Regions from separate parts of the Homo sapiens genome. Here region 2 is linked to region 1. Evidence: chromatin loops called from intact Hi-C (ENCODE). Cell type or tissue: mucosa of descending colon. All regions are shown on one strand. Each heading gives the region's core, and the rest is flanking DNA. Links, peaks and the distances in the headings are about the cores only.

Evidence for each region. Hi-C counts contacts between places; a loop is a spot of excess contacts. Peaks named below come from ENCODE experiments on the same cell type or tissue, not always from the same donor. Only the 100,000 strongest peaks of a DNase experiment are listed, where the experiment ranks them.
Region 2: a loop joins it to region 1, with 6 times the contacts of the local background. A loop is called at or near these places in 3 of 110 quality-filtered maps.

The regions. Positions count from the first base shown.
Region 1 is chr20:61,895,904-61,911,404 of GRCh38, reverse strand. It overlaps CDH4 (cadherin 4), which reads right to left. Exons shown (of 16, transcript NM_001794.5): 9 at 798-983. Among named protein-coding and RNA genes, the nearest start is that of MIR1257, 50 kb to the left of the region's middle. RefSeq lists an enhancer at 9,430-10,323. In mucosa of descending colon, for the core only: no CTCF peak of the experiment used is centred there; a DNase peak (open chromatin) is centred at 8,944.
Region 2 is chr20:61,729,110-61,744,610 of GRCh38, reverse strand. CDH4 (cadherin 4) reads right to left here. Exons shown (of 16, transcript NM_001794.5): 3 at 822-1,048. It overlaps CDH4-AS1 (CDH4 antisense RNA 1), which reads left to right. Exons shown (of 2, transcript NR_199021.1): 2 at 5,521-6,411. Among named protein-coding and RNA genes, the nearest start is that of CDH4-AS2, 17 kb to the right of the region's middle. In mucosa of descending colon, for the core only: no CTCF peak of the experiment used is centred there; no DNase peak of the experiment used is centred there.

The sequences.
Region 1 (15,501 bases), core at 7,873-10,372:
TCCAGGGGAATATGAATTATGAGTGTAGAAAAAGAGTTAGATTAGAAGACTGAATCACTACTACTATAATGATAGGCCTTTATAAGTAAATTTGAAAATTTAGATTAAATGGACACTTTTCTAGAAGAACATATCTGACCAAAACCATCAAAGAAATTGAACCAGTAGTTACAAACCGATCTCTCTCCAAAACAAAAAGAAGCACGACCAAAAAGACAAAATCTACAGCTACTCAATGGCTTCACAGCACAGTGTGACGAAACATTCAGGGGACAGATTATTACAGCATCATAAGACCTGTCTCTGGGACAGAAAAACTCTTGAGATTAGTCTGTAACCTTGATACCAAAACCCAGATGAGGACGCTATAGGCCTAAATCACCCAGAAAAGTACATGAAAAACTTCAAATATCAGCAAAACAAATTCTTCAATGTGTTACAAAATATTACCTCACTACTCAGTGGGATCTGTCTCAGGAATGCAAAGATGGTTTAACATTAGGAATTCTAATAATGAAATTCGCCCATTACTAGATTAGGGGGTGGGAGTGAATATATAGACATTGAAAAGGGAATGGGAGGGTATTTTTGGGGGGTCTGCCAAGCCCCTGAAGGTCACATGACAGGTCCTTGTGAAGGTTGTGTCTGCCTCCAGCAGGTTGGGTTACCTGCCTCTACCCTTGGATATTAGGGGGGCAGTAACTTTACACCGAGTATCACTCCTGTTTGACTGGTCCTAGGGAGTGTGCAGGTGGCAGAACTTGGGGTGCCTGGCAGGGTGTGAGAAGAGTACGCACCTTCACCACGGTGACCATGCCCTCGTTGGTTACGGGGTCTGTGCGGACGCTGAAGTGCCCGGATGGATCCCCACTGATGATGCGGTAAACGGCATTCCAGTTTGGAGAGTGGGGCTGATCTCGGTCCATCACCGTGAGGTTTGCGACCACGGTCTCCACGCGGTTTTCGGGGACCTCCCCTGCAAACTGCAAAATGGAAGGAAAGAATGTCACAAACCCGTGTTAAGTGTAAATATGCACAGAGAAGTGCACGTAGCATATGTGCAGCTCAACGAGTGTTCACAAACAGAACACACCGTGTCAGCCCAGCTCGAGTGTTCACAAACAGAACACACCGTGTCAGCCCAGCTCAACGAGTGTTCACAAACAGAACACAACGTGTCGGCCCAGCTCAAGGAGTGTTCACAAACAGAACACACCATGTCAGCCCAGCTCAAGGAGTGTTCACAAACAGAGCACACCGTGTCAGCCCAGCTCAACGAGTGTTCACAAACAGAACACACCGTGTCAGCCACGCCCAGATCAGGAATCAGAGAAGACAGGCTGCTCAGGGGTGCACGGGAGTGCACGCCTCATAGCACGGCTGCCGGGGCCCCACTGAAGCAGGCGTGCAGACCTGCCCGGCAGGTGCGTCAGCCCTGCAGCCACGGCAGAGGGCCACTGATGGAGCGGCTTCAACAATGGGCACTTCTTTTCATTCCCAGTCCCCACCCCAGACCCCTTCCAGGTCCCAAAGTTTCCACCTGTACTGGTTGAATGGTGTCCCCGAAGATATGGCCACATCTCAATCCTTGGAGCTAGAAATGCCACCTTGTAGGAAGAAAAGGTGCTGGAGGTAAGAATTCTGAGCTGGGGAGATTTTTCTGGATTATCCAGGTGGGAGCTAAATGCTACCATGTGCATCTTCAGAAGAGGGAGGCAGAGGGGATTTCACAAAGAAGAGAAGACGCAGACATATTCAGAAGGGGAGGCCGTGGGAGATGGGGGCAGAGACTAGAGTGATGCCACCACAAGCCCAGGAACACCAGGGTGGCCAGCAGAACCCGGAAGAGGCAGGAAGGGTTCTCCCTGGAGTCTTTAGAGGGAGCAAGACCCTGGTGATTTCCAACTGACAGAATAAATTCCTGTTGTTTCAAGCCCCTAGTTTGTGGCCATTTGTTGCAGGAACCTTGCAAGCTCATGCTGACTTCTGGCGTCACAGATGAGTTGACCTGGGTTTTTTCTTTACATGGGCGGAACCTTCCAGCACTTGTGTCTGGCTTCTGCTGGGCACTGTGGCTCTGGGATTCCTTTGTGTTGCTGCGTGCAGCTGAGATGGCTGAGCAGCGCTCTGTGATGTGACGGTGCTGTGATCAGGTACCCTTCCTCCCAGGACGGGCGCTGGAGCATCAGGACAGGGCTGCTGTGCACATCTGCAGGCAGCTCTGCTCCCCTTCCACCGGGAGTGTCCCCGGGTGGGAAGCCCCTGTGTCCTGGCATGAGGCACTGTTAGGGGCAGAATGTTGTGTCCTGGAGTTTCTGTGTGGAAGCCCTAAACCCCCAAGGCCTCAGAGTGTGACTGTATTTGGAGATGGGACTTTTAAAGAGGTGACCAAGTTAAAACAAGGCCGTTAGGGTGTCTGGGGAATTACCCAGGCCACCTTCACACCTGCCCTCAGCCAGGAGTCACGGAGAAGCCCTCAGGTGCAGCAAACAGAAACTTGCACTGGGGTGACCTGAACCCAGGAGCCTGACCTTCCAGGGCTGCAGGTGGCTGGGCCCGTTGGGACGGGGCTTTGTCCTTCCCCGGCCTCCCATGGTCAGGACCCTGCAGCTCGGCCTGGCCCTCTGGCTGCCTGAGAAGCACAGCTGTCCCTTCGGTAAGAAAGAGTCTTCCCGGAGTGCCCCTCCCCAGCTGACTTGTGCTGACACTCCCGTTGGACAGGGCGATGTCCCACGGCCACCACAAGCCCAAAGAAGGGAGCCTTGTGAGGTGGGAAACGGAGAAGGGGTGGGAAACGGGCGTCGGGCGGCCAGCAGACCGCGTCTGCCACAGGCAGGTCCTGCAAGGACAGAGAAGCACACAGAGGCCCCGAGGCAGCGGTTCTGGGCCCAGAATCTCAGAGCCGGTGTGAGAGGAGGCTGTGAGATGGCGCAGATTCACCCGACCCACCCGCGCCCCTTCCGTGCATCTGTCATGAGCGTGGAGGCCCCATTAGACCAGTGGACAAAGACATCAGGTGAACAGGGTCCGGGGAAATACAGATGGCGACTGTCCCTGCTGGCCCAATCAATGAATGAAGGAATGAGTGATAGCCTTCATATAAATGCACAAAAATGAAATACGCTGGTCCCCTTTCCCAGGCAGGAGCCGAGTCAGCATTCCTAAAAAGGACGGCGACGCGACAGAAGAATTCAGAGCCCACACCAACGGGCTGCCTTGTCAAGGATGGAAAAATATTCCAATTTAATCCCAGACAAACACTGCGTCCTTTCTCTGTATTTCAAAAGCTCAGAGAAAGTCCTTTAATCAGCCTCCTCGACCTGGGGCTCTAAGCTGGGCTGAAAACCCCGCAGCCCGGCCCAGCTCTGGGTCTGGTAGGAAGGGCCCTGCCTGTCACGTTTAGGTCCAAGCATTCACATCCCGATACAATCAGCTTGTTAGGAAGAAAAATTGTGGATTTATCCAAAGTGGGATCTCAGCCCTGTCTGTGGAGCAGGAGCCCTTCCTCACACGATGGCCACGCTCAGCCACAGATCTCATCTGAGGATTGGGAGGAACCGTCTTTGCTAAACTCCAGAGTGGACAGCTACCGCCCCCACCACTCCCGATGTCTAGTGTGGGACGGAATCTCCCAGCTGTCTCTGTTCCTGAGCCAGGTGGCCAGAGCCCGGAACCTGCAGCTGGGTACCCGGGGAGGCCTGGAGACGCTGACCTGGCCCTAGAGGAGGGAGCTTCGGGACTCACTCTGTCTTCCCTTCATCACACGTTTTGAGCCGCCCAGGAGTCAGATCGTCCCCCAGCAGGACAAGGAGCTGGCGCCGCCGTGGGACACACTGGGCCCTGCACTGCAAGGCATCATGGCATGGGGGATGGTGCCTACTGGGGGATAGCAGGGGCGACTCAGGCCATGGTTGGAGATCCATATGTTCTGGGGGTGAGAACATGCCTGAGAGTGAGGTACAGGGAGCTGCCTGCCTGATCTCAGCCCTGCAGTCCTTGGGTGTGAGAGGACAGCCCTTGCTGAGGCTGTGGCCACACGGGATCCTGGGCGGCCAGGCCCCGGGCAGAGGACCACTGCAGGGGGACATTCAAGGAAGCTTCGCTGAGGCCTGTGAACAAGTTCCAGAAGGGCCGGGGAATGGGCGGGAGGGGCAGCCCTCCTCAGCCAGGTCCGTGTTGCTGTGAGTCTAGGAGCTGACCTGGTGCCCGGGGGGGCCTGGGGGTGGGACAGAGCTGTGAGGTGGAGGTGATAGTCCCCCTGGTGTCCTCAGGGGAGGTGGTAGCTGGGTCACATTATACACTCCCTGCTTGGACCATCTCCAGGCAGAGGTGGTGGTGGGAGGGCCTCAGGGTTGGGGGAGCTTTGCAGACCTGGAGCAGGGAGGAGGGTGGCCTGCCCCATCGTCAGTGAGGCAGGCAGGTGACCCCTGCAGTGGCTGGTGGAGGACTCAAGGCCAGTGAGCTCCCCTGACCCCGGAGATCTGAGTTGCAAAATGTCCTGGGTGCCAGGACCCTGAGCCCTCTCCAGAGATGCCATGAACACACAGACGCTGCTCTGGCCAGGCCCCACAGCACACACCACTGGTCTCTGACACCTGACCCCGGGCCATTCCCTCTGCTGGGGACACCGTCTTGCCCCAAAGCAGCCTGCCAGGGCCCACAGCACACACTGCTGGGCTCTGACACCTGGCCCCGGGCCATTCCCTCTGCTGGGGACACCGTCTTGCCCCAAAGCAGCCTGCCAGGGCCCCGTAGCACACACTGCTGGGCTCTGACACCTGGCTCAGGGCCACTCCCTCCGCTGGGGACACTGCCTTGCCCCCAAAGCAGCCTGCCTGAATCTTAGGGCGCTTCTCCTTCCTTGAGTGAAAACCTGCTGGCCTCCCCCGGGAGCCACTTGGCAGCCCTCTGTAGCTTCTGGCCTTCAGGCCTCTGTGGGAGGGTTGAGCAGGACCATGCCGCTCCGGTCCTGCGGCCATGTCACCCCAAGTTTCCTTAAGGGCTTGGTGGGATGAAGGGCTCTGGTCAGCTTGGTCTAGTGTGGTGTTGGCCCGAGGCCTGTTTTTATAAATAAAGTTTTATTGACACCCAGCCACACCCCATTCATTTACATATCACCCGTGGCTGCTTTCCTGCCCCAACAGTGGCATTGAGTCGCAGTAACAGAGACAGCCTGACCATAGATGAAAATACTATCTGGTCCTTCACTGAAAATGCTTCAGATCCTTGTTCTCCACCCCTGAGGCCCCCGCCTCAATAACTGGTTTGAAATAGGCTAATGACCTAAGTCAGCCAATTAGGGGTCAGTTCTGGCGGCCCCTGCGTCTGGCCTGGGCATGGTAACCACGTGAATCTGAAGGTGTTGGGTTGGTTGGGAGCCGCCATTCGCAGCCTGAGAACAAAGCCGGCTGGAGGAAGCATGGTCCAGGGGAGCGTCATGGTGAGCTGGTGGAGCCTAGATCCAGCCATGCCTGAAGGGAGAGATTTTCCAAGACTTCTCAGCTCTTGTGAGATGAGCCACTCTCTTTTTTTTCAAGCTGCCAGGGTCAGCATAGTGGTCATTAGTGAGGCTTCCTGGTTCCCCTGCACCTTCTGAATTCCCTTCCTTATTTTCCAGATATCCACTTTCCTGGCCTCCTCTACAGCCACAACCAGGTAAGTGACCTAGGGACATGCCAGCCAGGTGCACCTGGCTGTCTGTGGTTCAGAAGAGAGGCAGAGAGGGCCTGATCCTGGCAAACTGCAGAGATTCCTTGAGCTTTGGAGCCAGCAGAGGCAGAAGGTGTGGCTAGCACCCTTGCAGGCAGCAGGGGCAAGGCTCTGTGCCTAGTGGTGGGGGCAGGAGGGCACCCTCCTGGTGGAGCGGCCGTGCCTGAAGCTCCTGGCCCCTTGGATTTTGTGGCCCCTCACATCCTCTGTAGCGTCTGTCTCTGCTTACATGGCCAGGTGGGTCCTGGTGTTGTCTGCTGTTTTAGCGAGGGCCTGTCTGACGCTTCTCCACTCACTCCCGTCCTTCTGAGGAGGGAGCGCGGCGCTCTCTGCGTCCATTCCCTTGCAGACTTCTGAGTGAAGTTTATACAAAGAGTCTATTCTAAATCATGCAAGTTTAATAAAGGTTCACAAAGAAGGCCTTAGCTGATAAATCTGGTTTAGAATTTTCTTATTAACCTTCCCCCAGCCATAATGACTTTTAAATTTAATTTTTTCAGATTTTCCGACACAAGGAAAGCCTCTCAGGCCCCTTGGGATGAAAAGGCAGGTATTTGGGAAAGGAGAAATTTTAAGAGCATCGGAATGGAATTTGTTGCCGAGACTGTAATCTAGAATTCAACTGTGCACCCATCCCGAGAGGTAGGAGGATTTTGTCTTCCTACGAGGGCCTTCCGGCACAATCCCAGCTCTGAGGCAGAAACTGTGAGCTTCTCAGGGGAAGGTCACCATTCGCAAGAGGAGGATTTGGGCAGGAACCCTGCAGCACAGCCGGTGTTTCAGGAAAAACCCACCCAGCTGTTCCCTTATGATGTCAGTGGGCGGTCAGGGCCGAGAGGGCCAGGCCCCATCCACACAATGTCCAGCAAGACCCTGGGGCCTCCAAGGCACCTATGCTGGGGCCACGGTGGTCCTGTCTTCAGGGAGAAGTCCCGCATCTGCCACACGGCAAGCGGCCACGTGGGAGGCAGTGGGAGGGAAGTTCTGTTCCCCACAGCAGGGTGGTCCCCTCTGTGTCACGGGGAGGAGGGAGCCCGTTCTTCAGGAGGCTGTGGGGTCGGATGGGCTGGCACAGTCAGGGCACTCGGTGCAGCACCTGGTACAGGGTCGGTGCCCACCTGCTGCTGTAATGACCAGGGCTAAGGGGTGGATTTCTGTGCCTGCCGAGATGCCGAGAGACCAGGGGGACACGGTGCAGACAAAGCTGACTTCTGGCTGGTGGGCGTGAGGACTCCAGCCCAGGCAGGTGTTTCATCAAGAAAGAAGGGGGCCAGGGGAGAGACGGAAGAGGGAGAAGCTGCCGGAGAGTCCCCAGGGAGAGCACAGGGCACACCCTGTCCCACATCCCACCAGTTCCCAGCAGCTGCCTGGTGACCCCCATGCTCCATGACCATGAACTCCAGGTACCCAGAGGACTGGGAGCCCCACGAGAGAGCCGCAGCCCCTGGCACGCCTGCGCCCCTTCCAGTGAGTTGCTGCCGTGCTGATCCTCATGCCCCTAACATCCAATCCCTGGTGGAGGCCCCGATGACGGCTCCCGCCAGCTCGGTGTGGGTGGGGCTACGGGCCCTGCAGCCCATACTCTCAGGACTGGCTGCTGTCCCCCGCTGGGGCAAGCCCACAGGACGCCGGCTTGGGGGAAGTCCCAGGGGCGGCCACTCAGATGCCTCCAAAGCACCAAGAGAAGCCACATTTGCAAGAGCAGAAACGCAAAACAGCTGGCAGCGGGCAGCAGCAGAGAGGAGAAGCTTGCGGGCCCTCGCAAGGAGACAGGCCTGTCTCAGAGAAGGGGCACCTTGGGCTCATGCTGGTGACAACCCCAGGGAAACAGAATGACAGCATTTTGGGAGCAGGAGGCAGAGGGGATTATATTATTGTTCCCATTTTGCAGGTAACGAAACTGAGGCTCCAGGAGGCAACCTGCCCGAGGTCACCAGCGGTGGGGAAGGGTCGCTGAGGCTGCACTGGCCCCCTGGGGGCTGCCTCTCGGCCCCATACCCTGCTTGTCTTGAGAGGTCACCTTCACGGTTTTTGTTTGGAATGGGGAATTATACATCCGCGAATGAATAACAATTGCTCATGGTAGAAAAATGGGAAAAACCAAAATCCACAGAAATAAAATATGTACATTTACACTTTTTTTTTTTTTTTTTTTATGGAGTCTCTTCTGCTGCCCACGCTGGAGTGCAATTGCTCGATCTTGGCTCACTGCAACCTCCACTTCCTGTGTTCAAGCAATTCTTCTGCCTCAGCCTCGTGAGTAGCTGGGATTACAAGCACCCGCCATCATGCCCAGCTAATTTTTGTATTTTTGTAGAGACGGGGTTTCACCATGTTGGCCAGGCTGATCTTGAACTCCTGACCTCAGGTGATCTGCCCGCCTCGGCCTCCCAAAGTGCTGGGATTACAGGCGTGAGCCACCATGCCTGGCCTTACAGATTTTAAATATGTAGATTAACCTCTGAGGAGCAGGGGCTGTGACTGCTTTGGTTTTCTCTGTAGCTGTCCTGTACCCTGGCATAGGGAGTGCCCAGTGCGGGGTGAAATAATGAATGAATGAATGAATGTGCAAACATAATGAACAAGGCCTGGCACGTGGCACACGAAGTTTCCTAAGATATTTAGTTTTTTAATTCAATGCTAATACTGTGTGTCTTTTTTTTTTTTTTTTTTTTTTTTGAGACAGTCTTGCTCTGTTGCCCAGGCTGGAGTTTAGTGGCATGATCACACCTCACTGCAGCCTCGAACTCCTGGGCTCAAGTGATCCTCCTGCCTCGGCCTCCCATGTAGCTGGAGCTACAGGCCTGTGCCACCTCTGCTGTGTGTGGTGTGAGATTTTTAATCAGCTCTCTGAGACAGGTGGTGACGAGGCGCTGACCTCATACTTAGACGTCTGCAATGCTAGAATCTTCCTCCTTCAAATATTCCCAAAACGACACCTATGTAGCCTCTTTGCTATAGGTGAAGTCAGGGCTCGACAACAAGCCTGTGGCCTGAATCTTTTTGTTTTTGTAAATAAAGTTTATTGGGACATGGCCACACCCACTCGCTTCTGTTTTGTCTGTGGTTGTTTTTGTCCTACAATGGCGGAGTTTCGGAGTTGCCACGGAGACCTTCCGGCAGCCAAAGCGCAAACATTTACTCTCCAGACCATTCAAGAAAAGGTGTGCCTGTCCCTGTGTCAACGGCCGCTCATTTGCCTGCAAATCCCTGGGAAGGTGGGGCCCCGCACGCTCCTCTGTGGATCTGCCCTTGCACTCCTGCAACGAGCACGGGAGCGGTTCTGCGGGGTGGTGACCGCGTGCCCCAGGGCATGGCTGGCATTTAGGGCACTGCCCATAGACCCCGGGTCTCCGTGGCTGGTGAAGGGCAGAGTGAGGCTGCTTCTCCTGGAATGGAGGCCCCGGGGGTCCTGGTTTCAGAGGCCCCGGCTTGACCTTTTCTGCCTCTGCATCGTTCATCCGTTTGTGCTGCCTGCCCTGCTCTGAAAACGGCCATCCACGATGCCTCCACGCCTGCCGAGGACCCGCCTTTCACGATTCTGGAACTCCAAGGACTGAACACGTCATGGTTTGAATTTCCATCAGTTGCTGGAAGCCAGAAGGTGCCCCTGGCTCCAGGCTGCTCCTCAGGTGTGACACGCAGGACTGCATCTTGGTGATTTGCTGCTGTACTTAATTTTTGTCTGTCCCTCCCACATCCTGTTTCCTGGCAACTAGACTAGTGGCGGTGAGTCAATATCTCATAAAGATGAGCCACGGCCGACTGCGAACTTTACTTCCACCTCTGACGGACAGTGGTGCCACTGAGGCCCAGCTTTGTCTCCTGGAAGGCTCAGGACCTCCTTTTGCCTCTTCCCACGGAGCAGGTCTGAATGAGCGGAAATGGGACTCTGCTGCTGCCCTTGTCACCCCAACCCCATGGGCCAGCGTGGGATTGATGCTTTCACTGAGCTGCCGCTTACTCAGAAGCGTCCGGCTGGTCCTAATGAGGCCTTGACGTTCCCAGCCACCCGGCGTTGGGTGCTGCTTCTCCCGGCCGGAGCCCGGTGTGGACGAGGGCATCTAATTGGAGGGAAGTGCCCAAGCCTGGTGCTCTTGCCCAGCCGGAGCTCAGCGGATCCATCACTGTAACTAGCACAGCTGAGCGCCGGCCCTGACGGCTCCTGTCTGGCTGGGGTGTGGTCTGCTGCGCCCCCCGACGGGGCTGGGAGCCACCTGGGGACACAGCCAGCTGTAGTTCTCTGTTCTGTGATTGCTTGCATTGGAAAATTGATAGCGTAAACCTACAAACCACAGCTCCTTTGGACATTACAACATTATTGCTTTTTGCAATTCTGTGTTCTATTCAGTAAAACAGTGACGATTTCTGCTGAGTTCTGAGTTCACAAATCAGAATTGTCGGATCTGTGGCTCTTGTGACCAGAAGGAAGTTGCAGGCCCTGCCCCTGCCCCTGCCCCTGCCCCTGCCCCTACTCCTCCTGCTCCTGCTCCTGCTCACTGCAATACCCGCTTGAGTGAAAGGACCAGTCATTTAGCTAAAAATTAACCTGAAACCCCTTTTTGGGCTTTTGGGTCCATAGACCAGATTGGCTTGCTCCCTTCCCAGAAAGGACAGAGAGGTTGACCCATCTTCTTACCCGGGATTGGAGCACAACTTCAGGCAGCTCCTGTCAGCAGCTCATCTGTGCCAGGGTGAAGGACACAATTGCTATCAATCGGCATTATTAATCATACAACAGCCACGATGGCCATATTGTTGCTGTTTTACTCATTGGTCTTTCTTTGAGTCAGGTACGCTGCCAAGGGACTGATATCCGGGAATATTCGGTCCTCACACACCCATCAGGCAGGAACAGATGAGGAAAGGGAGGCAACTTGCCCAAGGTCAGCAGCTGGTCAGTTGTGGAGCCAGGCTTGAAGCTGGGGAGTCTGGCCCAGCGCCCACCCCCAACCCCTGGGCCCCATCTCTCCCATGCAGCTTGGACAGGCGGGTCCAAGGAGGCCTGAGAGACTGGCGGAAGCACCGCGGCTGGGAGGACTAAGTCTTGACCCCCAGGCTGAGGGACCTCAAGTTTCTGTGTGTCTCTGCCTTGGGCTTGTCCTTTCCAGTCCGCCATTCCCCCACGTCTCTGGGCCTGTGTCCTGTTGGTCCCTGCCCCAGGGTGGACCCAGAGTTGGCCTCTCAGAAGCGCCCCCTCTGCAGCCGTCTCTGGGAAGCCGTCCCTGGTAGGAGGAGCAAGGAGGCGGGAGGTGATGTCGGGTGGGTGGGAGCTCCTGGTCCCTGCGGCTGCCACCTCTGTGCTCGGAAAAGTTGGCTCCAATTAATGATTTATGGCCGAGGCTTGCACTGTGCGGCCGAGGCTTGCACTGTGCACCCAAGCGTAATTAAGGGCACTGAGTCCGTTCTAATTTTAAGATGCCAAATTCCTGTGCTCAGGAACTCACGCTGAATCGTAATTTCTCCCTTCTTCTGCAGAAGTCAGGGACTCACAGGGCTTGGCCAGAGTGGGCACGCAGCCAGGCTTGAGGGGCTGGGGATCTGTGGGCGAGAGCTGCCCTGGGTCAGCCCAGCCAGTCCCCCCCGCTGAGGCTGGCCAGTAGCCTGTCTGCCCTGCAGAGCTGGGGCTGCCCTTCTTCCTGGCCAGGAGGGTCACTTCCGAGGAGGGACCGCAGGCAGCATCCTCGGGCGGCTTGGGGAGGGAACTTCCAGAAGGACCTCAAAAACATGGGGACCACAGACCCACAGACCCCAGGGCTCCTAAGTTCAGCTGACACCCTGCCTCTGGCAAAACCATTTTTAACCCCTTTGAGAGAAAAATCTGTATTTCCACATCAACTGTGATAACCAGGCACTGGCTGAGCTGGGCACATCCTAAACGCTGGGGACCCACTCATCCTGTCCTCGGAGACCCTGTGGGGAAACCACCACGACTCCCTTCCCTCTTTATTCAAAAAATATTTAACCTGGGCTGGGTGCGGTGGCTCACACCTGTAATCCCAGCAGTTTGGGAGGCCGAGGTGGGCGGATCACGAGGTCAGGAGATCAAGACCATCCTGGCTAACACAGTGAAACCCCATCACTACTAAGAATACAAAAAATTAGCCGGGCGTGGTGGCAGGCGCCTGTAGTTCCAGCTACTCGGGAGGCTGAGGTAGGAGAATGGCGTGAACCCAGGAGGCGGAGGTTGCAGTGAGCCGAGACCACGCCACTGCACTCCAGCCTGGGCGACAGAGCGAGACTCTGTCTCAAAAAAGAAAAAAATTAACCTGATTTTATTCATGCTTGCTTGGGACGGGGAATAGATCATTCACAAAAGACATACAGTAAAAACAAAATATGTCTTATCATGTATGCATTTTAAACTACAACAATGATATACCACCTCCCTCTTCTTTTCTTTTTTTTTTTTGAGACAGGCTAGTGTGCAATGGTGCAATCTCGATTCACTGCACCCTCCACCTCCCAGGTTCAAGCAGTTCTCTGCCTCAGCCTCTTGAGTAGCTGGGATTACAGGTGCGCACCACCACACCCGGCTAATTTTTTTTTAAAATATATATTTTTAGTAGAGATGGGGTTTCACATCTTGGCCAGGCTGGTCTTGAACTCCGGACCTCGTGATCCACCCACCTTGGCCTCCCAAAGTGCTGGGATTACAGGCTTGGGCCACTGCGCCCGGCCCTCCCTCTTCTTTTAACAGCTGGGGAAACTGGGCTGAGAAGGTTTTGGTGACATTGTTGTAAGCCCCTCACCTATGAAAGACCGAGACGGGACAGGACTCCAGGTCTGTTAAAGCTGGAACCTTGTCTGCTCGCCACCCAGCTCCATGCCCCTGGGATGGGGGTCTGGGCACCACCCATGGCATTTTTAGAGCAGATTTATATTGCTGAAGTCTTAAACTTTCACATAGATCAGCAGTGCTCCCGACGACACCTTGAGGTGGGATTAATTCTAGGTGGAAAGCCGGGATAAAATCCTGCGGCTCAGAGAGGTCCAGCTCTCCGGCCTTGGCTACACAGCAGGCAGGGACCAAGGGTGGGGCCAGGGCTGGGCTTCCTGACTCCAGGGGACCCCCCCTCCGTGAGCATGTGTGTGGATGGGGTGGGGGTGGCCTGGAGGAAGGCCTGTGATGCCAGATCTCCAGGGTCACTCTGTGCTGTCTGGACCTGTCCCTGAGAACTTCACTGCAGGACCCATCGGTGTTAATAGGAGGCTTTGGGGCAGGGTCTGAAGCTTGTGTCCTCTGTGGCCACCAGCTTCTAGCGCAGCAGACCCCATGCTCACCTGCTGGAGGGAGTGCTGAGGGCCGAGGGTCCCCACTCAGCCTCACGTGGGCAGTGCAGCCGCGCTCAGAGCCAGTGAAGGGAAAATAACTTTTAATTAACATTTAGGACTCAGAATCGGATCATGCAAATCCCCTGCATCTCTGTAGCTTCTGCTGATTGTTCTTGATTAGGCTTGGTAAAAATAGCCTGGCGGCATGTGCGGCAGTGTGGCCGGCCTTCGCCATCCTGCTGGCCCCTCTGCCTGCTCCGTCCCACGGTGAGGCATGGACAGTGTCCCGGGGCTCCTGCCTGTCACCCATCTCTAGGAGGACACACCAAGGGCCATCCTAACCCCGAGTATTTACTGACACCCCTTCTCCAGGACCATGCGACCCAGTCACCTGGAAAAGCCACCGCAGGGTGGAGGGAACCCTCCCTGCCAGGGTCATCCGTCCATTGTCCACCCACTAGCATGTCACCCCGCCGGCCTGACCAAAGCAGTGGACTGCAGATCCTCTCCCGGACTGTGTTAGACTGGGAGGTGCCGCAGACACTGGCTGAGAAGCATCTAGACATATCTGCGTACTCCTCAAGAGATGCCGTTCCCCTGCCCCGTGATCTGGGGTCTGGGACCTGCCTGAGGCCCCCTGGAACCAAGGATGGACAATGGCCCATCTCTGGGAGGCGCACGAGGCTGCAGTAGCCTGTGCTTAGCCATTGGAAAAGCACAGAGACGCCTCTCTCTAATAAATGCCATGGGGACCCTCTGCCCCAGTCCCAGGAGGAGGAGCCCCAGGGTGGTGTGGCCGGTCAGCAGTTGCGGCGAGGGTAGCTCAGTGCCAAGGGCTGCTTAGTGCTGGTCAGTGGGGGTGGCTGGTCAGTGCTGGTGGCTAGTCAGTCCTCATGGCTGGTCAGTGTTGGTTAGTGCTGGTCAGTGCTGGTGGCTGGTCATTTCTGGTCAGTGCTGGTAAATGGTGGTGGCTGGTCAGCGCTGGTGGCTGATCAGTGCTGGTCAGTGCTTATGCTGGTCAGTGCTTGTGGCTGGTCCACTAGGTCTAGAAGGGCCTCTGCCTTGGCCTCCCAGAGTCTCGGGATGGGGACCAGAGATGAGGGGTAGGGCTTGCCTCCCAGAGTCTCGGGATGGGGACCAGAGACGAGGGGTAGGGCTTGCAATGGAATGATGGGATTCTCTGAATTTTGGGATTTAGGACCACAATGCCCCTTGTTTATCTTCTGCCCCCCAACGTCTCAGAGAATCAGGCCATCCCCACCTTTCGTTCATGGGGACACAGAGGCAGGAATTCTCCCCTGCAATGTGCTTTAAGTTGCCTTGAGTCAAATGCAGAATTCTGTGGGGGGCTCAGTGTGACTCCCTGGGCTGGCCGTTTTTCAGAGCATGTGCAGGTCAGGGACATCCTGCCGGTTCTCCATCTTCCTTCACAGGGATGCTGGCTCCGAGAAAGGCAGAGACACCTGCTCCACACAATTTGGGTCACCTTCTCCCCTCCCTCCCTGCCATCACTTCCTTTTCTTTCTCGGAGTCAGGGAGGAAGGACAGCTGGGGCTGTCCGGCCAGCTGTGTGGGTGCAGCCCTGCTGCGCTCTTGGGCCTGGACGTTATTATTCTTCAGGGCCCTGGGGTTAGCAGCTGCTTCCCCTATGTCCAGACTCCCCGGCAGCCTGGCCCTGAGCTTTTCCTGACCATTGCTCACTGGCCGGAAGAGAGCAAATAGAGACTGAAGCCAAGAGAGAGAAGCAGGTGTTTTCCAAACCATCTGAACGCCTTCCTGGCCAATTGTATGAGAGCTGTTGCATCCTGGGGCTGCGCCCGGTTAAATGCTCCTCGGGCTCCTGGTTGCCCTGGCCGCTTGCTGCCTGGACTCACTGCCAGGAGCCTGGGGGAGCACCTAGAGCCCCCCTGCCCTGCTGCAGTGGGGCTGAGCTGGCTTCCTTCGCTGTGATCTGCCATCTTCCCACCAGATGGCGTTGTGTGCTCACAGCCACCTCCGCCTGGTGCAGCTGCGCCCCAGGCCTGGGATGCAGGACGCAGGAGGCCCAGATGCGGGACGGCCGCTGTGGCGAGGGGCTCTGGCCTTAGTTGCCTTCTCAGCAAGCCGGCCCACCCACCGGGAGGAGCGTCTCCCTCCTGACCCCATCCCTTCCCCTCTCCCTCTTAGCCTCCCGGAGCCCAGAGTCCTCATCTGTCACTGGGTTGGTCGGGGTTGGCTGGGATCAGAGGCTAGCTCTGCACCCTGGCTGTACCCTGGCCGCACCCTGGCCTCACCCTGGTGCCCGAGGGGCACCTCCACAGATGCAGCTGGTGTGCCACTGTCATTGCTATCATGACTGACACACAGCTCTGCGGGGGCCTAGGCCTGGGGGAGAAGGGGGTGATATGGTGGTAGGAGCAGAGAAGACCCTGAGATCCTGGCATCTCAGGGCCACGGCCACTCTGGGAGCCCTCGCTGACTCTCCCCTCTGCACGTCCCAGCCTGGTGCCTTCGACCTTTCTAGAGGGGCTCCCGGGG
Region 2 (15,501 bases), core at 5,587-8,086, 160 kb after region 1:
TGTCTGTCTGTCTCTCTCTCTCCCTCCCTTTCCTTCTCTCTCTCCCTCCACCTCTCTCCATCTCTCTCCCTCCTTCTCTCTCTCCCTCTCTTCCTCTCCCCTCCCTTTCCTTCTCTCTCTCCCTCCACCTCTCTCCATCTCTCTCCCTCCTTCTCTCTCTCCCTCTCTTCCTCTCCCTCCCTTTCCTTCTCTCTCTCCCTCCACCTCTTTCCATCTCTCTCCCTCCTTCTCTCTCTCCCTCTCTTCCTCTCCCTCCCTCTCCTTTCCTGTCTCTCTCCACCTCTCTTCTCTCTTTCTCCCCATCCCTCTCTCATTCTCTTCTCCCTCTCCTTTGCTGTCTCCCTGCACCTGCCTTCCTCTCTGTTATTCTCTCCATCGCCTCCCCACTCTCTGGTTGGCTCCTTTCCAACCACACAGTCTCCGCTTGCTTCTCATCCCTCCAGGCTTCAGAACGCCCTGGGCCTGGTGGACTACAAACTTCGGGAGGTAGGAGAGATTCCAGAATTTGCAGTGCCCAGTTTGAAATGAAAATTTGGGGCCCCTTGTTCAAAAACATATGAAGAGCGACAAGACCGTGGCATAGTGTCTGAACCTGAGTGTGGGGCCTGTGTGCCTGCCCAGGGGGCCTTCCCGCAATGACGGCCCTGCCTCAGGTCAGTGCAGAGGGCAGGGGTGCTTGGTTGGCAATGGCCTGAGTGGCACAGCCCGAGGAGGAGGTGACTGTCTGTCCTGTGGGAGCCCTGGCAGAGGCTCTGCCCAGGGCCTGCAGGAGGAACTAGGTCATCTAAACTCCAGCGCAGACCCGGGCGGTCACACCTTACCTTGTGTCCAGAGTGCGGGGACGAGGTCTGGGCCACCAGCAACCGCACCACGGCGTCCCATTTCTCTGCTGTCTGGCTGTCCCATGCAGTCACCGTGAACGCCACCTGCTCGGAGGGGACCTGCAGCTCCCGGGTGGCGAAGACTGTCCCATCTGCCCCAACTTTGAAGTCCATGCTGTTGGTCTCATATTGTGTCCCCTTGGTCCCCACACAGCTGCTGAACTTGACTGCAAGAGGAGGGGGAGAGAGTCAGGGTCGGCTTGGCCAGCAGAAGGGCGGTAACAATGGCAGCAACCACGCAGGACGCCCTACAGGCCCCCAGTGGGCATGAGGGGCATGAGGTTTGCACTGATTTCTCCACCTCCCGAGAAGGTGGTGTGTTTTATCTCAACCCCCTAGAGAATTAGCCAGAGGCCTTTAAAAAAGGGGGGGAAGAAAAGCAACACTGAGCTTCCATTCTATTTACAACACAGCTGCACTCCCTTCTGCAAACGCATCTCTCCCTTGCCGCTGTTATCTCCGAATTCAGCCGGAGTCTGTGAGCGGCACAGTGGGTATTCTCCACCTCAAAAATATTCCCTCAGTTCCCCCCACTCTTGCCTATGCAAATCTTCTTCCTGCCAGCAGAGACTGTGAAGCCACTAATGGACCTGTTTTTCCACTCCAAGAAGGCTAAGTACAAGGAAGGAGCAAGAGAGAGCTGGCATCTGGGGACCATTCCCCCATGGCAGGTGGATTCTGGCAGCAGAACTCGGCTCTGCTGTGTTTCTGGTCCTTTTTATTATTAAGCCAGACCTGATGCCTGCAAATGGCCTTGGGGTGGGCTAGGCAGGTGTGGCCAGGGCAGACCCTGGCCCCACCAAGTGCTTTCTTGGTGAACTGGAAACAGAGTTGAAGTCAGACAGTCTATTGATACCGCTGGGTGCTGAGCATTGCTTCGCTTCCAAAACATTAACCAGTAGGCACCAGGATGCCAACCTCCCTTCACGGCTCCAGCATCATGGCCATCTCTAATTCTGCTGCAGAAAAAGACACCTCCAGAGGCGCAGATTCATCCGGACACATTAGTGCATTTTTTAGACGTGTGCTTTTGCAACTGTCACCTACAGCCGTGGTAAATTACGACGCACCCACAGCCCGTGTCACATTCTGCTCATAAAAGCCACGGATAAAGTTAACTCCTATTTATAAAAATGTGGGTATCTAAGCAATTATGGTGGGAGGATTGGTTTTTCAAGCAATTTTGCTGTCACAGCTTACATGATTTAATTACTATTTATTCGAGAAACCAAAAAAAGCGACTCACTGTTACATTAGATAAAGTGTTTTCCCCTCGCATTCACCTTTTACTGTTGCCTGCCTTGAAAGAATAAATAACGTGTCTGTTCCCTCTTCTCAATAGTTCACTTTAGATATCTTCCCAGCCAATGGCACCTCCTACTTGTGGGTTTCATGTGAAACATTTTCATGTGAAAATGTTTTTAAATGTGATGACACCAGGCATTTCCACCCTGTCTGGTTCAACAGAGCAATGAAACTTCCAGACTCCAGAGCCCCCCGGTGGCTCCTCTGATGGACAGGATCAACCCAGGCAAGGGTCTGCTGTGGCTCCCCGGATCTGTTCCCCTTCTAAGGACGGAATCATTACATTTTTTTTTTTTGAAGTGACAGGAAAATTCCAAACTGCTTTTATAGTACTGTTTGCCCAATGGTAAACAAATTAAAATCAGCAACAACTTAGTGGATCAATCATTTCTGACATCTGATTGTCACTGACAAAGATAAAAATGACAGTGCTGTGATTGCTGAGAGATGAGCACAAACACACAAACAAGCCCCTTTGTTCCCTAAAAGCAAATTCCTAATAAAACTAATGCAATTGGACAGCAGCAGGAGGGTTTGTGTTGTCTTCAGGATTAAACACAGTGTTGTAGTTAAAAAAAAGTACAGGCGGCTGGGCGCGGTGGCTCCTGCCTGTCATCTCAGCACTTTGGGAGGCTGGGCGTGGTGGCTCATGCCTGTAATCCCAACAGCACTTTGGGAGGCCGAGGAGGGTGGATCACGAGGTCAGGGGATCGAGACCATCCTGGCTAACACGGTGAAACCCCGTCTCTACTAAAAATACAAAAAGTTAGCCGGGCGTGGTGGCGGGTGCCTGTAGTCCCAGCTACTCGGGAGGCTGAGGCAGAAGAATGGCGTGAACCTGGGAGGAGGAGCTTGCAGTGAGCCGAGATCACGCCATGGCACTCCAGCCTGCGCAACAGAGCGAGACTCGGTCTCAAAAAAAAAAAAGTACAGGCACACAGCTTTGGTGACATCTTAGGCAAGCATTGAAGCTGCTTTGAGAACGAATGGGCCACCAACGTCTGAATGACCAGGCAGGAAACAGCGGTGGCGTCAGCCATATGAACCAAGGACTTTGCAGGTGAAAGGCGTTCCCTGCCGGAGAGACCCTGGATGAAACTGATGACAGCGCCCTCAAAGGCAGCTCCGTGGGTGGCTTGGGGAAGTGATGCCCGGGGGACCGCACCAGGGCCCCTGCACACTGGCTTTCTAGATTTTGTTGTTGTTGTTGTTTTTTGAGATGGAGTCTTGCTCTGCTGCCCAGGCTGGAGTGCCGTGGTGCCGTCTTGGCTCATTGCAACCTCCGCCTCCCAGGTTCAAGTAATTCTTCTGCCTCAGCCTCCCAAGTAGCTGGGACTACAGGCGTGCACCACCATGCCCAGCTGAGTCTTGTATGTTTAGTAGACAGGGTTTCACCACGTTGGCCAGGCTGGTCTCGAACTCCTGACCTCAGGTGATCCACCCGCCTTGGCCTCCCAAAATGTTGGGATTACAGGCGTGAGCCCCTGTGCCCGGCAACTTCCTAGATCTTTATGCCTTTTCCGTCTGTGTCTAACAGGCCCCGTCCAATCACGAGAAAGCTCCAGGGCTTTGTGACAAGATGCAGTCCCAACATCCTGTTTCAGTCTAACCATAACTTGGGTGTTCCGCTCCAAACACGACCTCTGTGTCTGAACACTCAGCCCACTAGCATTTGTGATTCTGAGTCCTCAGCCGTGGAGAATCAGGAGGAAAACAGGAGTTGTCACTGGTAGAGAAGGAAGCAGCCCAAGGGACAAAGGTCACGATACGGTTACGCAAATGGTGCTGGCCCACACCCTCCTGGAGAGAGGCCTGGAAGATGGGGGGGTCATTCAGAGACCCCAGTTGTTGGGGGGACCTGCTTTCCAGGAGAAGAAAGGAGCTTCAGAACCTTCAATACCTGCTCCTGTGCCCCACCAGGCTGTGGCCTCTTTCATAAGGAAAGAGCAATAAGGCAAGTCTTCTGAGACGCCAGGGGCATTCACAGAACATTAGCACTGAATGTATGAACAATCTGTTTGGAAACTCTGTGAAATGTGGGTACCTATGAACACAACCCAGAATGTTACTAACACTTTGCCATGCTATAGAAACGGCAAGTGAGTGTGCAGGGCAGCCTCAAGGGAGACATGTCTGAGGTCTTGGGATGGGGACTCCTCCCCATATCCTATTTGTCTTTCCTTGTGAATTGCCTAAAAATGGTTTCCCTCTTTACTTAGGCTACTGGGAAGCTCAGAGGCAGTACCGTAGCTGGCTTTTCTAACAATGCTGAGACATTTACTAACCTCAGCACGTTCCATTCTACTTTTCACCTTTGTTTCCTCTTCAACCTGCTTCCTTCCTTTTGCTTCCTTTTTAATTTTTGGAGTCTTCGCCTGTCTCTGCAAGGTTAAATGCATTCCAGGAGGACAACAGAAAAGTGCCCATGTATGTGTGGGTGTCGGCATGCACTGAGGGTCTCCGTGTACAGAGAGGACGCTCCTGACGGTGTTGCCTGGCACTGACTTATTTGGATTCTGCTTTGCCTCTCTACGAATGTGGCTGGAGGCTGAGCCTGAGGCGTCGGCTGGAGAGGCCCCCAACTGCTTATAGAACTTTCTGTGGGCGCTTGGAGTCCTGTGCTGCCCTCGCCTCTGCAGCGGCCGGGAGCGGCCTGCTGTCTGCCTGAACCTTGGCTCTGGCCAGCAGTGGGCAGTCCTTCCAGTTTTACCTTCTGAACTGGGCCTGGGCTCCAAGCCCGCTGTCACTCACCCTCCTCTAGGCAGGAATCTGGTGCCTCAGCCCCATCCAGGACCCGCACTCTGGACTCTGCAGACTGGACACAGAGGTTGTAACTGGTGGTTTCTGGCAGAGCTGGCTCTGGCCCAGTGCTCAGGCCTGGCTGGGATGTTGGCTCCCATGGAAACCTGTAACCTGCCCTACCCCTCCCCTCACATCACCTGTTTTTGTTTCATTCCCTGGCTTCGTACCTGGGATTCCCATGTCCTCCCGTGTCTCCCGCCCCAGGACTGGTGAGTGTGCTGAGGTCAGGGCTGCTGTCCTGGGACCGGACAGCATCAGGCACCTGGTCAGGGTGAAGTAGGGGCAAAGCCTCCCCAGGCTGGTCCGGGGCTCCCATCAGGCTGAGGGCAGAAAGGGGGCTTCTGTCCTGCTTTGTGCTCAGCCCAGAATCTTCACGGGACCCCCCGCAACTCCCTCCCCATGGGAAACAGCCCCCAGAGGAGACTGCGCCAGCAGCCGCCCAGGCGTGAAGGCGAGTGACCAGTGGCACCACCCCGGCTGGAAGTTTAGTTTTCTTATGTATTTGTTTTTGATCTCCCAATTTCTCTATTAGTCTTCAGGAGAGAATTAACATCCAATGGATTCCCAGAAAACTTTTCCCTCGATGTACCAGCAAACACCTACAATGCCCTGAAAAGCCGCCTCTGCGACCCCAATGCAGATCACACGTCCTGTCCCAGCCCCTGCAGCCTCCACGCGGCGGGTGCACTGCCAGGCACGGGAAGGCAGCGCTGGCGAGTAGAACTGGCCCATCTCGCAGATAGGAAGCTGAGCCTCAGGGACGTTTCACGCCTTCGTCAAGGTGGTGAGAGGAGGAGCGGGATTGCCGTGAAGGTGGTGAGAGGAGGAGCGGGGTTTGCTGCCCGACTTCAGGGATCTGTCACCCTCGTCCAGCAGGGTTGGTTCTTCCCGAGGCTGGGAGGATGCCAAGCCTGGTGGAGGATGGGGGCGGTGGTGTGGTGTGGGGAGCTTCTGACTTGCACATCCTGAGGGAACCTTCTGCAGCTGATGTGTGAACTGGACCCCAGGCCGTGCCTCCGAGGAATCCCCAAGGCTATGGCCCCTCAGGTCCTGCTGGGGTGTTGGCCCCCACCTCTGCCTCAGAATGCAGGGGTTCTGCAGGGAAGCCGCAGACCAGCCTGCTGCCTTGGGCCCTAGGGACACTGCAGCCCCAGAAAGTACTGTGGGGGACAAAAGAGTTGTTTCTCGGGGGAGAAAACACCTGTGAGGAAATGCAGGTGCCACAGAGGGAAATCCTCCTGGGGAGGAGGGTACCTGTTCCATCCTCGGCCGACACGGGACTGCCTGGTGCCTGGTACCCACAGCCGCTACCTGCCGCACGCATCTCTCCATGGTTTGCTAATTACTTCCATTAGTTTTAAACAAACTTGACAAGAGACAGAAGGGTCCAGAGAGAAATTAAATCTAACTGTTTAAACATGTAGTCGGAGCCTCCCTTGCCTCTGTCCCCCTGGCGGTGGTTGCTGCAGACCCCAAAGCCAGTGCTGGAGGTGGCACAGAGGATTGGGCCCTGGGGTCAGGCCCGGCACCGCCTGCCCCAAGGAGGTGGGCCCCAGAGGGTGGGGAGGGGAACACCTGCTGTCCTCACACCAGAGCCACAGGCATGGAACCTCAGGGTCCCAGCACCCGCTGCATGCGCTGTGGGGCAGGTATGCATGTGCCCAGCAAGGCGGGTGTGCACCAGCAGCCCTGCGCACACCTACCCTGGTCTTGGGGTGCAAACACCAACCACAGCCTCCTGTCTCTGTGACCTTGAGGAACGGTGGTCCCTCTCTGAGCACAGTCTTTGTTTCTGTGAAATGGGAGTGATGGCAGGGACTCGGGGAGGGGGACAAAGGTAGCATGTTGATCCCTTTGCTCAGTACCTGGCATAGGGCAGGCACTGGGTGGATGTCGGCTGCTGTCCTTATGCTCTGGCCAGTATGCCCTGTGGCATCCTTCAGTGGCATGGACATGGCACCAGGGAGCAAGGCACCCAGCCAAGGTCACACAAGGTCAAGGTCGTCCATCCCACAAACACTTACTGAACACCGGGGTCTGCCGGGAACCGCACAGGCTGAGGCCAGGGTGGTCAGTGGCCAGGTGATGACAGCATGGATGGCCAAGCCCTCCAGGCTGCAGTGGGGTCACACAAGGGCCCTAGTCAGGCCGGGGGTCCCTGGGGTGGGATGGGGAGCCGTGCAGGGTGTTTGCGGCCAGCTGGCTCTTGGGATTCTGAGCCTGTGGGGATCCATCTCTTGTTCTGCTGGGGGTCAGCTCCCTCTCCTCACCCCAAGGTGTGGGGTCAACAGATTCTGAGGTTCTGGGCAACCTGGCCCCATACCGCTGGCCTCCTGTTCTGGACAAGATGGATTTAATTTTAAAGCCCATGTTTTCTTCTGAGAAGACACCAGAGAACAGAAGCTGCTCCATCTTTCATCCTCCAGGGACCACCCTCTGTTGCCCACTCTGAAATATGACCAAATGCCAGGCAGGGCTCAGCCCCCAGGGCCAGCATCCAGCAGGATCTGCAAAGCCATCCAAGCAACACGAGGAGCAACGAATGCTGAGGCAAACCTTCCCAGGAAGGGCTGCACACCAGAGAATCCAACAGCCTGGGACTCGTCCCAGGGCGAGCCCCTGCACCTCGACCTTCTCCTGGCAGCTGTAGAGCAAAGCACAGGCTGAGGGTGGTCCGGTCTCCCCTTCCCCTTTCCGGGCTGGGATGCGGCTGGCCCCCGCCTGTCACCCACGTCTTCGGCAGTGTGAATGTGGGCCTTAGTCTCCCTCTGTCACCCCAGTCTTGGTTGTGTTGTGGATGGAGTTTCTGTGGCCCCCGCCCCGGGTGACCTCATGATGGCTCCATCTCCCAGGACTCATGCCAATTCTGCTCCCCTAAGAAGGGACCCCGCCTGTCGTGAATGCGCCTCTGGATATGCACAGCTGAAGAAGGGCAGCTTGCTCCTCTCTCCCTCTCTCTCCCTCTCTCTCTCTCTCCTTCCTTCCTTCCTCCCTCCCTCCCTCTCCTTCCTTCCTCCCTCCCTCTCCCCTTCATCCATTCGCATGACATATCACTGATACCACCAGTCAGCAGACACCAGACACAGAGACTGCCAGTGGAGCTGAGAGTGTGGGGCAGGACAGACATTAACCAAGTCATCACATCAGACGTGCGGCACTCTACAAGGAAGACACAGGTTCTGTGAGAGCCTGACCCAGGCTGGGTGGACAGGTGGGGAGGGCTTCCTTGATAACAGGACCCTTCCGTGGACATCTGGGGAATGAGGTTCCAGAGAAGGCTCGGGTGGGGAGCACATTCCTGGTAGTGCTGATGGCACTTGCAAAGGTCCTGGGGCAGAGGAAGGGAGGAATTCCAGGACCTGAGAGCTGGTGTGACCGGAACAGGGGCAGCTGAGGTGACAAGAATGAACACAGCATGGTGTCAGGAAGACCCTCGGCCAGCGAGATAACCTACACCTTCGGGGTGGGGACTGGCCCAGGAGATGTTGCATGGAGGCTGCTGACCTGGTGACTGCAAGAAGGCTCAGAGATCTGCACAGGAGTGGGGGGCACCCTGAGCTCCCAGGAGGTCCCGCATCCTCTGGGACTGAGGGGGTGTCCTGAGTGGAAGCCACACCCAGACACCCCCTTTAGGGCCCAATGTTAAGAGAGCTACGGCCTTTCCTAGCCTTGCAAACAACTCGGGAGCTGAGTTAGAAGGCTGTTGCGGTGGCTTCAGAAGCACATCCTCAATATTTGGCTGCAAAGAGGATCACAGCCCCCGAGGCAGAAGGCTGTGGCCCCCGCTGCATGCACATGCTCTCAGACACGTCTGCTGGGGACAGAGAAATTCAAGAGCCAGGAAAAGGAGAAAAGAAAGAAGAAAGAAGAGAGGAATGTCAGGGAAGTCGATTCCTCCATTCCTGCAGCAAAGACCCGTTAGCCACGGAGGCCGTGGGGAGGCCCCAACCCTGGGCACCATCATCAGGGAGCACGGGGTCCAGCGGAGGGGGCAGATGTGGCCTCAGTCCCCGCAGTGGCCCCGAAGGCGCTGGCCGGGAGGCAGAACCTCAGGGTCCCTGTGGCCCCCCAGGTTTCCTGTGCTTGGTCCCCGAGTCCCTGGGGAACCCCTTGGGGGTCTGCATTGGGCTGGGCTGTGGTCCCTGCAGGCACCTTCCTGTACCTGCCACAGGTTCTGCCCACCAGGGGGGTATAAGAAACAGAGGAGGGTGGGGGAGTGAGCACTAATGGGGACCAGGTTTCCCTTGGGGTGACGGTGGCCCAGCATTTTGAATGTGCTCAATGCCACTGAATTGTATGCCTGAAAATGGGGACATTTACGTTATGTGAATTTTACTTCAGTTTTAAAAAAGCAGCTTCTGGGGTCCCTAATTCCAGCTGCTGGGGAGACGGGGGAGTCCTCCTGAGCTCTGTGCCCACGGGGCCCCAACCGCATCCTGAGTCTCACACATCTCCCTGGAGTGGGTCCCGAGTGCCGGCCACAGCTTCCTCTCCCCACAGAGATCTCCAGATCAGCCCAGGGCAGGGTCCCTCCTCCACGACCCCTCTCTCTTTCTGGCCCCTCTGTCGTTTTTCCTGTCCCTGGGGAAGACGATGGTGCTTGCCGGGAGGGGCCACAGGGAGGGGCCGCAGAGCAACAGCCATCACCAGGCGCCTGCCCGAGGCCCACCCAGCGCAGGGAGATTCTCGGGAGCGGGGGCTATCGTCTGCGCTGGGCCTCAGCCCTGGGGACTCAGGAGGGAGATTCATAGGTTCTTGAATATCTGCCCAGGTTGATTCGTGTGACTGTGCGCGCTTTGTGTGCGCTGTGTCCACGTGCTGGGTGGGGACGGAGAAAACTGGCGGTACAGGGAGAAACTGCTGAGGCTGAGCTCAGTCTCCAGAGCTCCCCACGGCCCCAAGCCTGCAGCATGCCAGGCTGGGAGGGGCCTTGGAAATGATCTACTCCAGCCCCTTGTTTGGGTGATAGGGAAACTCAACCTGCTGAAGGAAAACTACCTTTTAGGATGAATTCTCACTATTCAAACAGTTTCCCACACCCTTATTGAATCCCTGCACCATGCGGGGCCCAGAGTCACAACCAAGGCCGTCCCTCCCCGTCTGGGGCTCTGGGCACCTCCAGATCCCGTGTAGTAGATGCCCCAATGCAAAGCATGTCACAAGCGCACTGCCACGGTGCTTTTCTTTGAATTGTGTGTATTCACAAAGCTTGCAGCTGGTGCAAACCTCACATACAACAACTCCCCGTTCCGAGCCTGGGAAGTGTGCAGTGGGCCCTGCCCAGGCTTGGGCCAGTTCTGAACTCCGAGGATTACATGTAGCAGTCATAATTAGACCCTCAGCTAAACAGCAGAGCCCGGCTTCTTTTGTTTTTCCAAGATGAAGGAAATAATTTTCTTAGTGTGTGACTTCACATCTCCCCCCAGCCCCCAGTCTCACGCGTGCACGGCAGTGACGGGTGCAGTGATGCGGATCCAAAGCCTCTGTGGAGACTCGGCATCGCGCACCCACAGAGGAGCCGGCAGCTCCCCTCATTAGGAGGCTTCCGGGTTAACCCTTTACCCCCATCTGTCTAATTGCTTCTCTGTGAAAGGGGCCAGGAGACAGCCTGCGCTGGGAACCAGCCCTGAGTGACATGCGCTCCGCTTCCTCTGCGGCAGGAGCCTGCTGACATTTACGGGCGCAGCAGGCTGTGTCTCCCCAAGACGGGCATGCAGGAGAATGGTGCTGCAGTTACAAAACACACCTTTTTATTGTTTTTCTTGTTAGGTGAATTGAGAAAGATCAAATGAGCCAGAGGTGAGCTTGTAGCTGGGACCGTGCTGAGGAGAGGGTGAGTTTCAAACCCTCAGGTTCAACCAGCAGAGGTTGCCAGCTTGCTCTTTCTTTTCTTTTCTTTTTCTTTCTTTCTTTCATTCTTTCTTTCTTCTTTCCTTTCTTTCTCTCTTTCTCTGTGTCCTTCCTTCCTTCCTTCCATTCATCCATCCATCGTGTACCCATTTCCTCCCTACGTACCGTCCTGGGTGCTGGGCAGTCAGCCCACATGGCATGTAGTGTGGTGGGAAGACCATGAGGCAGCCGGCCCACGAACAAAGTCACTGTGACAGGGACAGCAGGGGAGATGAGGGAGCAGAGGGTCTGTGGGGGAGGAAGCATGCATCCCGAGGCCTCTGTGACCGGGGGAGCAGACCCAGAAAGTCGGAGCAAGAGTGCTTTGATGCGGGAACAGCACGTGTGAAGGCCTGGAGGTACAGAACCACTGGGAGCGGCGGCTGTGAGTGGGATGAGGGTGATGGGAGAAGCTGGGATCCAACCTGGTGGGCGTGGACCACAACTGCAGACCCCTGGGCATGTAAATGGCTGCCACTGCCCGGAACTTGCTCTGTGTGGAACATAGAGAATTCCCTTGAAACAACCAAAGACCCTCCTAAACGACATCAGCAGCGGTAGCAACTGAGCACCTAGCGTCCCAGGAGACTGCCCTTCTTCTTTCCCACCCTCCCCTGACCTCCCCACCTCGCCCTGGGCCACTGCTTTCCTGTCCATCTGTCCATGCGTCATCTCACACCTGCTGCCCCCACACAGCCCAGAGCACCCCCGTTTTCAGAGGTGGGAGCTGGGGTCTAGAGGGGGAGAATTAGGCCCCCAGCTGGTCACTCTAGCCGGTGCTGAAGGGGCTCCCAGCACATGTGGCACAGGGCGGAGGCCACATTCAGCTTCTGCTTTGAGATGCCCGAAATGGAACAAGACTACCTGAGACATCAAAGCCTCGGGCAACACAGGGACATGGGGTGGGGGGCTCATCTCCAACCTCCAGCCTCTTCCTTTCTCCCACTTATCCATTCAAGAATCGCCTATGAGCACTCTCACAGGCGTGGGGGACGAGCGGTGCACACCGAGGTCCTCCCCCGGGAAGCTGTCTAGTGGGGGACCATGCGTGATGAGCTGGCAGCTGGACGTGCCTGGCTAGGTAGGGGTAGTGTTATGGAGCCACTGGAGGGAGGCATCCCCTCTCCAATAGGCCAACCTGAATGAAGAGAGGTGGAAGGCTGTGTTGGTGCCTGAGGGAAGAGCATTCCCCGCAGAGGGAACAGACAGTGCAAGGCCCTGGGTCCTGAGGCATGCTTAGTGTATCTGAGGATGGGAGGAGACTGGGGGGCAGGAAGGGAGCGAGGAGGAGGCAGGGAGGGATGGGGCAGTGCCTGTGGGCTCCGGGAGCCCCAGTACGATTTCTGGATTTGATTCCAAGGCACGCGGTCACCTCCACACTTGTAGGTTGGAGAGCTGGGACTTGAACTCCAAAAGCTCCTTTTCCCTGAGGCAGTGCAGAGACTGAGTGTTGGTTTGGAATATCACAGTGTTCATGTCCATCACTTCACCAGGACTTGCTAGGAAGCCACTGTCTCCCATGAAAGATGCTGCTGGGAGGCAAACGCATATGCATATTTTGTACACAGAAAAATCTTGGGTTATTGCAAAGACCTGAGTAATGCACTCGAGCCACTTTGGAGTGAACCAGCCCAGCAGTGAGTCACCGTCACTGCAGCAGGAGCTCCCAGAGGGGAGAGGAGGCTGAGAAGGAGGGAGAGAGAGGACAGAGTCTGAGTCCAAGGTTTCTGAAGGTGGTGGCGCTGGCTCAGGTTCTTGATGAAGGAGAATCTCCTAAGGGGAGTGGGTGGGTAGGGGGACCGTGCAGGTGGGGCAACCTGGGTTCTGATGTTGCTCATCCCAGGGGACACACCCTCCAGTAGAGGCATCCCCGCCAGGCTGTGCAGCCCCCGAGTCCTCGTGGGGGTGACAGTCGGGTGGAGGAACAGCCGCACCCCCGTGGTGCCAGGACACCTGCAACAGTTTGAGAACCTTCTACCCCACGAGCCACTCACTCACGTCTCCAAACCAAGGGAGCATTTCCCAGATGATGTGGCAGCGTCTGCACGGGGCCTGCCCATCCCAACCCACCTGCGCAGTTCTGGGCTTGGCAGGAGGCGTCCCGCTGGAAACGGCGCTTTTCCGATTCTACAAACATGCAGCTGCCTCAGGAATCTGCTGAGCAGCAGGATGTGGAGGAGCTGAGGCTGCCCTGAAGCCTCTGCTTCACCCCACCTGGGGGGGACCTGCCCAGGCTCCAGGTGCACCCTATGGGCCCTGCCCAGTGAGTGATGGGACGGCGTGCACTTTCCAAAGAGATCATCCTGACTGAGCATACCCCTGTGGGGTGGCAGGGATCTCATGCAGGGCTGCAGGGCTGTGCTCAGAACCATCTAGGAGGGTGGCGGTCAGGAAGGGTGCTGCGGGAACACAGAACCTGACTGGGCACGTGTGAGGGGCCGCCGGGGGGCCGAGGGGTGAGGAGAATGTCACGAGGCCAAAATCCCTCAGGAGACCCTCAGAATGGGACACACCACAAGCGGCACGACTGTTTGGCCTGAGCAGAGCCAAGGGCAGGGCTGAGGGCTGAGGGGGGGACTCGGACGCCCTCATGCTCTGCAGATGAGAGGACCCTGCCGTGATGGGCCCCAGGACATCTCCCGGTGCAGATCCTTCTCCTGAACTCCAGACCCCAGGGTGAGGTCTCTGGGGTCTGCCCACACAGCACACCCTTGCTGCCTGAGACCCCCTCAGCTGCTCCTTCCCCTGGAGCTGCCACAGGAAGGGGTGCTACCTTCCACGTGGGAGCCGGAGCCCCTGGATACCCCAACTGGACACCCAATCCATCCCAGACCCCGCCGCCCAGCTCAGCCCGCTGCCTGCATGGCCCAGTGGTCTCCCCAGCCAGGCCCTGCCCCCAGCACCAATCTCTGCCTCACAGAGCAAGTAGATCTGGCGTTTCTGGAAGGCTCATCTGCTCCTGTCCCTCCTGCAGTCACAGGGATGCAGTCGAGTGTCTCCACTGATGGCTGCTCAGGTTGCCCTGGCTGGCTTCACCCTGGCTCCAAGCACAGGCAGGGCCTGAAACTGCCGGCCACCTCCTGCCAGTCTGTGGGCCTGGGGCTGGCAGGCGCTGGGCCTGCCTTCCTCACCGGGGTCTCTGGCACCTTCCAACCAGGTGACTTTGGCACCCAGGAAGTGCTTGAGAAAACTTAATGGGGTAAATGCACAAGTTCCATTTCCCTTAGCTTCAAAAATGGATATCCAATGAGCTATCAGGCCCCCAGACATGGAGGAGCATTAAGGACATGTTGCTAACTGAAAGACGCCCATCTGAAAGGTTGCATACCCGTAGGATTCCAACTCCATGACATTCTGAAAATGGCAAAGCCACAGAGACAGTGAAAGGACCGTGGGAGGAGGGAGGGATGAACAGGAGGGCATGGGGGACTTTCAGGCAGGGAAGCAGCACTGTGAGGTCTGCAGTGGTGGCTCCGTGTCACCATGCATTTGGTCCAAACCCACCATGCATTTGTCCAAACCCACGAATCCGCCACACCAAGACAGAGCCCTCCTGGAGCCTGGACTGTGTCCTAATAACGCGTCGGTACTGACATGTTATTTTTCCATTGTCCGTCAGTCCTAACAAATGCAACACACGAATGCAAGACGTTAACAACAGGGGAAGCTGGCAGTGGGAGAGGGGGGTGACTTCCTGCTCCATTTTCCCATAAACCTAAAACTGCTCTGAAAACCAAAGTCTATTAAGAAATGGATATTCACTATCTATCAGCTGTACCTTCTCCAAAGAAAACAAAACACTCTGTCTCCGGAATGTTAGAAATCCCATTATAAAGTAAAACAGTGAAACCTCTCTCTTGCCGTCTCATTTATGGCAGGAAATATTAAACTTGCGTCTCCCTCTGGCTTTTCTTCTTGATGCATCCAACGCTGTAATCTCACATCCTCATGGACACTGCATCTCTCTCTGATGAGAAAATACCATGGGATTCTTCCTGTCTAAGAAAAGCCAGCCAACATGGCAACAAGTGTGTGCCTTACACTCTCCGGTGTGGCCCTGTCCCCCAAAACTTGCACTCATCGTCTCCACGTCTTTGTTGAATATTTATGGTGCTATGTGCAAACCAGAGACTCTGCCAAGAGGAGACGCAGCTCCTCAAAGGACCTCAGCAAGCCTGTTTGCAGCTCCCTGCTGTGGCGAAAGAGCCTTACGTCGTGAAAGGGCTCTGAGCCTATATAAAGAGAGGAATTTCTCTAGGTTCTGGCACTAATTAACAGTTCTCTGTTCAAGAAAAAAAGTGCAGGTGTATTGGGAGATACAGAAGAGGGGGCCGCAGGGAAGGGCCACATTCTGAGGCAGGTATTTACACAAAAGTTCTTTTCCACAGTGGCCGTAGAAACTGAGCTGTGAGCGCCTCATTAGCCAGTCCTACTGGTGCCCACTGGAACGAAGCACAGTGGCTCTTGATGTGGGCGATGTCGCTAATGAAGTCCTCCCACTCACGCCAACACAGGAGTGAGCAGAGAATAATAGTGGCAAATCCAGCCACCAATGCGCCATGCACCGAGGACTCCTGGGCTTGTGAGATGCCAGGGCCTCTTGTCAAAACACGCTGCAGTCAGC